2 separate regions of the Homo sapiens genome follow, and region 1 is linked to region 2. A link is an interaction called in ENCODE POLR2A ChIA-PET data of the cell type or tissue named here. Cell type or tissue: MCF 10A. All regions are shown on one strand. Links, peaks and the distances in the headings refer to the core of each region. The heading gives the core; the rest is flanking DNA.

What was found. ChIA-PET counts read pairs that join two places held together with the same protein. Peaks named below come from ENCODE experiments on the same cell type or tissue, not always from the same donor. Only the 100,000 strongest peaks of a DNase experiment are listed, where the experiment ranks them.
Region 1: POLR2A ChIA-PET joins it to region 2 with 5 read pairs; 1 of 35 experiments calls an interaction of 5 or more read pairs at or near these places.

The regions. Positions count from the first base shown.
Region 1 is chr1:205,949,646-205,952,551 of GRCh38, reverse strand. The region is part of intron 2 of SLC26A9-AS1 (SLC26A9 and RAB7B antisense RNA 1); the gene reads right to left. Among named protein-coding and RNA genes, the nearest start is that of SLC26A9, 7.6 kb to the right of the region's middle. In MCF 10A, for the core only: no CTCF peak of the experiment used is centred there; DNase peaks (open chromatin) are centred at 1,191 and 2,051.
Region 2 is chr1:204,318,291-204,321,196 of GRCh38, reverse strand. All of the region lies in intron 1 of PLEKHA6 (pleckstrin homology domain containing A6), which reads left to right. Among named protein-coding and RNA genes, the nearest start is that of PLEKHA6, 40 kb to the left of the region's middle. In MCF 10A, for the core only: no CTCF peak of the experiment used is centred there; DNase peaks (open chromatin) are centred at 646, 1,516 and 1,936.

The sequences.
Region 1 (2,906 bases), core at 252-2,751, 1.6 Mb before region 2:
CAGGAGACAGAGGTGAGCCAAGCAGGAAGACTATGCCCTCATCCAATGAGGCTTAACTTATGCTGGGGCATTAATTACCAAGCTTCCATTGTTAAAGATGCACAGGGCTAGGTGACCTGGAAGACCCTATACTAGAATCCAGAGTCTGGGTAGGTCTGATGAGCTAGTGAATCAAAGGTCCTCCAGACCTCTATTTACAGGAAAGGAAGAGTCCCTGTGATCAAATCCCTTGGTGCAGAGAAGAACTCAGGAAATGGGCTTCTATGACCTCTTTCCCCAGCTAGGCCCTTGGGTTCCATCCAGCCCTTAGAGAGGGGGTTGGGGGGACGGTGCAGGACTACAGCAGAAGCAGAAAGAGCTGTTCTCACCAGGGACTTAATGAGACTCAGGACCCATGTGTGTGTTAAAGACTAATGTCCCATTATAAAGAGAACCTCAATACAGTAGATTACAGAATATAGGAGTTTTTCTCTTCTTGGGACACTAGTGAGTCTCAAAGTGAGCAGTCCTGGCTGCTGGCATTCTCAGCTTCCTGAGGTCATTCACAGGCCCAGGTTCCTTCCCCCTGTTGCTTTCCCACTTGCCAGGCCATTGTTATCATGCATAGTGAAATCTGGGTCCCCACCACATCTAGGCTCCAGCTGGCAGGAAGAGGAGAGGGCATGCAGGAAGCATGCCCAACAACTCAAGACCCAGACCTGTAAGTGGCCGGCCTCATTCTCCATTCCACAGTCCAGTGAAGACTCAGCCACATGGCCACACCTCATTACAAGGAAGGCTGGAAAGTAGAGTCCCACTTGGCCACCACGTGTCCTACCACAATGCAGTCTCTGACGGTGGATAGCTAGCAGTCTGCACCATAGCACCATCAGGGTTGGGACAACACAGTGTGACACAGATTGGAGAGATGCCACGACCCACACTTCTGCATGGTACATGATGTGGCAGCTGGTCATAGTGTGCCCTGAGATGCTGGGCCCTCAAGGGTTGGAGCTCCGGCACATGGCACCAGAGCAGGAGAGCAGAATTCTCAGGAGGGACCCTGTCTTCATGACCCATGGGCAAGAGACAGTAAGAACAAGTCTGGAGCAGAAGAGTCTACCCAGAGACACCCCAGAGACTCCCAAGCATAACCACGGCAAACTATAGCTGAGGAAGGACACGAGCTCTGAGTCAGAGGGAGGGGACACAAGCCAGCAAAATGTGGGTAAGTCGCAATCACATGAGCTCACCAGCTGGTGGGGTGTGGCTGCAACTGAAGCACATCTTTGGAACCCTTGGATCTCCAAAGAGCATAACTACAACCACAATAAATTATGGTTATTCTAATTGCCCAGGGGCAGGACTCAGGATGGGACGTTCAGTCAACAGGTAAGCACTCTTGTTAAAATGCTTAGTATGTTTTGGTCCGCAAAGGAGACAAAACAAGCAAACATCCCAAATCTTATGCTCCAGGAATGAAGCCTCCCATTAGAGCCAAATCCCTGACAACATGTGGTCAAGTATCTAACTGCAGTTACCACCTGAGAGTGCTGTGGGAGTGTGGGTACAACCAGAGCACACGGCAGTCATCAGGGAGATGTGGCTTTAGCTGAAGTGCTGAAGCCGAGGCAAGAAGGGAGAGCATTCCATCCAAGCTGGATGGGGAGAGGGCATAGAGAAAGGGCAGTGTTAGTGGGCTGGGCCCTCTGGGGCTGAGAAGTGTTAGACCTTGAGCTAAGTGCTTTTCATGCATTACTTTGTTTAATATTCCCAAAGTCACTCTGAGGTAGGTGCTGCTGGTACCCACATCTTGCAGATGAGGAGGCCAAGAGCTCAGGGAAGTTTATTAACTCACCCATAATCACACAGCTTGTTTCTGGGGGGGACAGAGCCAATCTCAGGACACTCCGGTTGCACACAGAGCCTGCACTCAGTCTCCTTGCCAGGGCCAGTGGGGGTGTCAGAACTTCTCAGGCAAACTTGCTCCTGCCCTTGGCAAACAGCCCCAGATGGTCACATCCCAGGCTGGCGAGTCCCTGCTGCCTCTGAGCTCCCTGCTCGGTGGAACAGCTCAAGTCCTGCCCGCAAGCTTGGCGTCCTGCCTGCCCCCGAAGATGTCTTCAGCAGGAATCACAGCCAATGAATGTACCAGCAGGACAAGACAAGCTAAATGCTCAAGAGGCTCCCAGGGAACAATGCGGCCCTCTGAGCAGGCCAGGCCAGAGCACAGTCCTGGAGGGCTGACAGGAATTAGCCCCAGCTGACCAAGAACCCACTCACTCGGTGACCTGTTTCCTGTACTCTGGGGGTGAAGGTACTTCTTGAGGGTTGGACCCCAGCGCCACTCAGCCAGCCTTTGTCACACCTACCTAGGGCCTGCCTGCTGTGCCGGGAGACCCAGAGAAATGGCCCCAGCTGAGGTCCCAGCAGGCCAGTCCCTGTTTTCCTCCTCTACCCTCACACTGGGCCCACTTTGCTCAGGGAATCCCATGCACAGTTCACACTTGACTCCAATCCCAGTTGGAGAGTGGAGTTTAGGCTGGTCAGGGCACCTGAGTGTGTCCCAGACTAAAGCCCTGGCTTGGTTCCAGTCTCCTTCCTAGGGTGGACATGCCCCTTCTCTAGGGCTGCAAGCCTATCCTTGACCCTGCTACCAGCTCCGCCTTAGCCCTCAGTGATCAGTTCTGGCAAGGTTGCTGGAAAGGGGGAGGGTAGAATCAGGGAACTAAGTACCCTGACCTTGGCAGGTAAAAAAACCCCACAGCAATAGGAGGTTTACTTTGCAGAGGGGTGCTGATAAATTTCTGGACTTGTCCCCCAAACTCTCATGGTAGACACATGCCCCTCCACACTCCCTTCCCTCCAATGTGAACTGGAGCAGCCCCTGCTACAAGACTCTGTTCTTGCAAAAGCTGCCTACACCT
Region 2 (2,906 bases), core at 187-2,686:
CCTTTGGCTTCCCCTGAGTGGTGCTTTATGTAGTGGACAGTCCTGGTGATGTTGCCTGACTCCCTCTACCATCCTTGTGGGCAGCCATGGCCTCTGGGTAACACTATTCCATATTCTGACCCGAAACAACAGCCTTGTCCATTTAAAGAGCCTAGTGTGATTGAGCCTGGACCTCCCCCTTCATCATCTGCCCCCTTCTTTGGCACAAAGGAGAAGCTACAAGATCCCTTGGAAATAGCCTCCTGCTTCATTTCCAGGTGCTGGGCTGCCTGGCATGTACCAGACTTGGCTTCAGAACATGTTTTTCAAAAGAGATCAGGCAGGCTTTGCAGAATGTAATGGCATTATTCTGGGTTTTTTGGGGGAAGGCTAAGAACCCCTCTCTCCCACTCCCCATTCTACACACACATACCCTAGAGATCGAGCTCCAAGAGTGCTGCAGGCCAGCCCAGTGTGCTGTGCGTACAGGAGGTCTCCACAGAGCACGTGGAGGGAGCAGTTGATGTATGAGCAATAGCCATGTGGGGAGAGATAGGGGACCCAGAACTTTCCAGAAAAGAAGGAGGAGCTGTGGGGCCCCACATGGGCTCAGCATAAACAGGGCTGACCGAAAGTTTCCCTATCTCTTTGCCCCAGGGAAATTCCAGAGAGAAGCCAAGTTGCTAAGTTATGGTTTCTAGTTGTTTCCCTGAGTCATGCAGGCACCAAGCCTTCTCAGAGCCCCTTCCTATAGAAGCCACTGCTCCTTCCCACCCACAGTCTCCTGGGGAGCTGAGCTGCGAGTATGGTGAATCCAGATGGAGGGCATGGCTCCTTCCTCAGGGCCCTGCTGGCACCAGCTCCCCACCTAAGAAGCACCCCCCATGCTCACCCCTACCTCGAGGGTTGGGAGTCAAGTGGAGGGGTCTACCCAGTGTACATTGCATGCCACCATCCTCCTAAATCCACTTCCATCACCCAAGACAGCACCGAGCCTCCATTAAATAGGTGGACATGGAGGCATGAAGGGGTGGTGGAGCATAGCATTCCCCCAGGGAAGAGGCAGCTGGTTCTTTGTTCCCTTCCTTATGGTGGGAAAGGAGAGAATAAGGATGATGGGGCAGCAGTGTCTTAAGTCTTGTGGCTTCCTGGCCCCTTGGTGGCTGAAAGGCCACTCTGCTACTAGTGCTCTCTAGTGATATCCCAGATGGACTCTAGTAGGGCAGCCTGTTCCACTCGTCCCTGTTAGAATTAGACCCGCAGAGGGTGGTGTACCATGATTCCATTGAACTGGTTTGAGATGACCATGAGCTCCTGGTACCCACTCACCCACTCTTCCTCCCTCCCTCCTCATCCCTGCCCGCCCTGTCCCTTTCTCCCTTCTCTCTTTCCTCCCTCTGTATGTCTCCCTTCTGTCCTCCCTTTCCTCCCTTTCTTCCCCAAATATTTATTGAGAAATGTTTATATGCCAGATACCAGGAATGCAAAGATGAGTAAGACACGGCCACTGCCCTCAAGGAACTCAGAGTGCTGTGGGGGAGGCAGACATGTAAACAAATGACTGCAATGCAGGACAACAGGCGTGACTCAGAAATACCTGCTTCTGACTTACAGACAAAGCGCACAGGAGGGAGGGACCACTCCTGTTGGGTGGGGACAGGGGATGTATGGGGACTAGAAGTGCCTACTAGCTCTAAAAGAAGCCCGCCTTAATGGGATCCTCCCTCGCTTATGTTCACACAGTTGTGACAATGAGTAAGTCTCTTAATGTCTCTTGATCTCAATTTCCTCAGTTTTTAAAAAAATAATGTATGTTTGGGGCTTATCACAGAATGAAAAGATATGAAAAGTCATGGGTTGTACCCAGTATGAGGAGATAGTTAGCCAGCTCTCATTTGTAAGGACAGTGAATAGGACACGGAATTTTGGAGGAAACAGTCTATAAGACTGACAGCCTGCTCCTCCTCCTGCTCCCAGTGTTATGAAATGTTCCATAGCACAGGAAAGGACTGTGGGCGCCTCACGGGGAAAGGAGAGTGATTCCACAGTTACAGCCCACTCCCGTCTTCTTTCTCCTCTTTCCTTCCCACCAGAAGTGTCCACTGGGTTGATGTGGCACAGGGTCAGTTCTAGAGATGAACCGAGTACCTTGTTTTTGGGGGACTTTGCATAGTTATCAAGATGGGAAGGAAGCAAGGGCAGACTGGGAGAGCTAGGGACCACAGGAACTTGGAGATGGAGATTACCTGATTTTCTGTTCTCCCATTTACTGGACCGGAAACCTTCCCTCTCTGCACTGCGGGCTCACTCATAGAGTGGCCTCTGGCAAGTCAGAGAATATTCCCCTCCTAACATCTCTGGACCATGGAGAAAATGAAACGAGACGTGCTCAGAAACAACCCGAGTCTTCCAGAATAAAGGGTATGGGAGAGATGTAATGTCATCTGGTCAGGTTTGTACTGTTCAAATTAAACGAGTACTTAATGCATTATATGCTATGAGCCTGTTAACCAAGTTTATTATCGCCAGCTATTGTAGTAGAAAGCTCTGGACTTTATATTGTGACCCTGGAGTTATTGTTTCCTGAATTCAAGCCACTTGAAAATTAAATTGCTTGAGGCGAGTGCCTATGAGGCCACACTTATGGAGCCACTTCTGTCACAGACAAGGCCACCTCCTCAGTGGCCAAAACTTCCGAGGGCCGGCCTTCCCCTGCTATGCAAGAAGTTGGCTGCAAAGTGAAACAGACGCTGTAGTCCAGTGGTTCCAAGTCCAGACTTGGGAAGCAGAGTTCAAATCCAGGCCCTGCTACTTCTTAGCTGTGTGGCAACTTAACTTCTCTCTGGTTCAGTTTCCTCACTTGTACAGCAGGGGTAATAATAGTACCTACCCTGCTGAATTGCATGTGGAGTAAATGAGCCAATTTG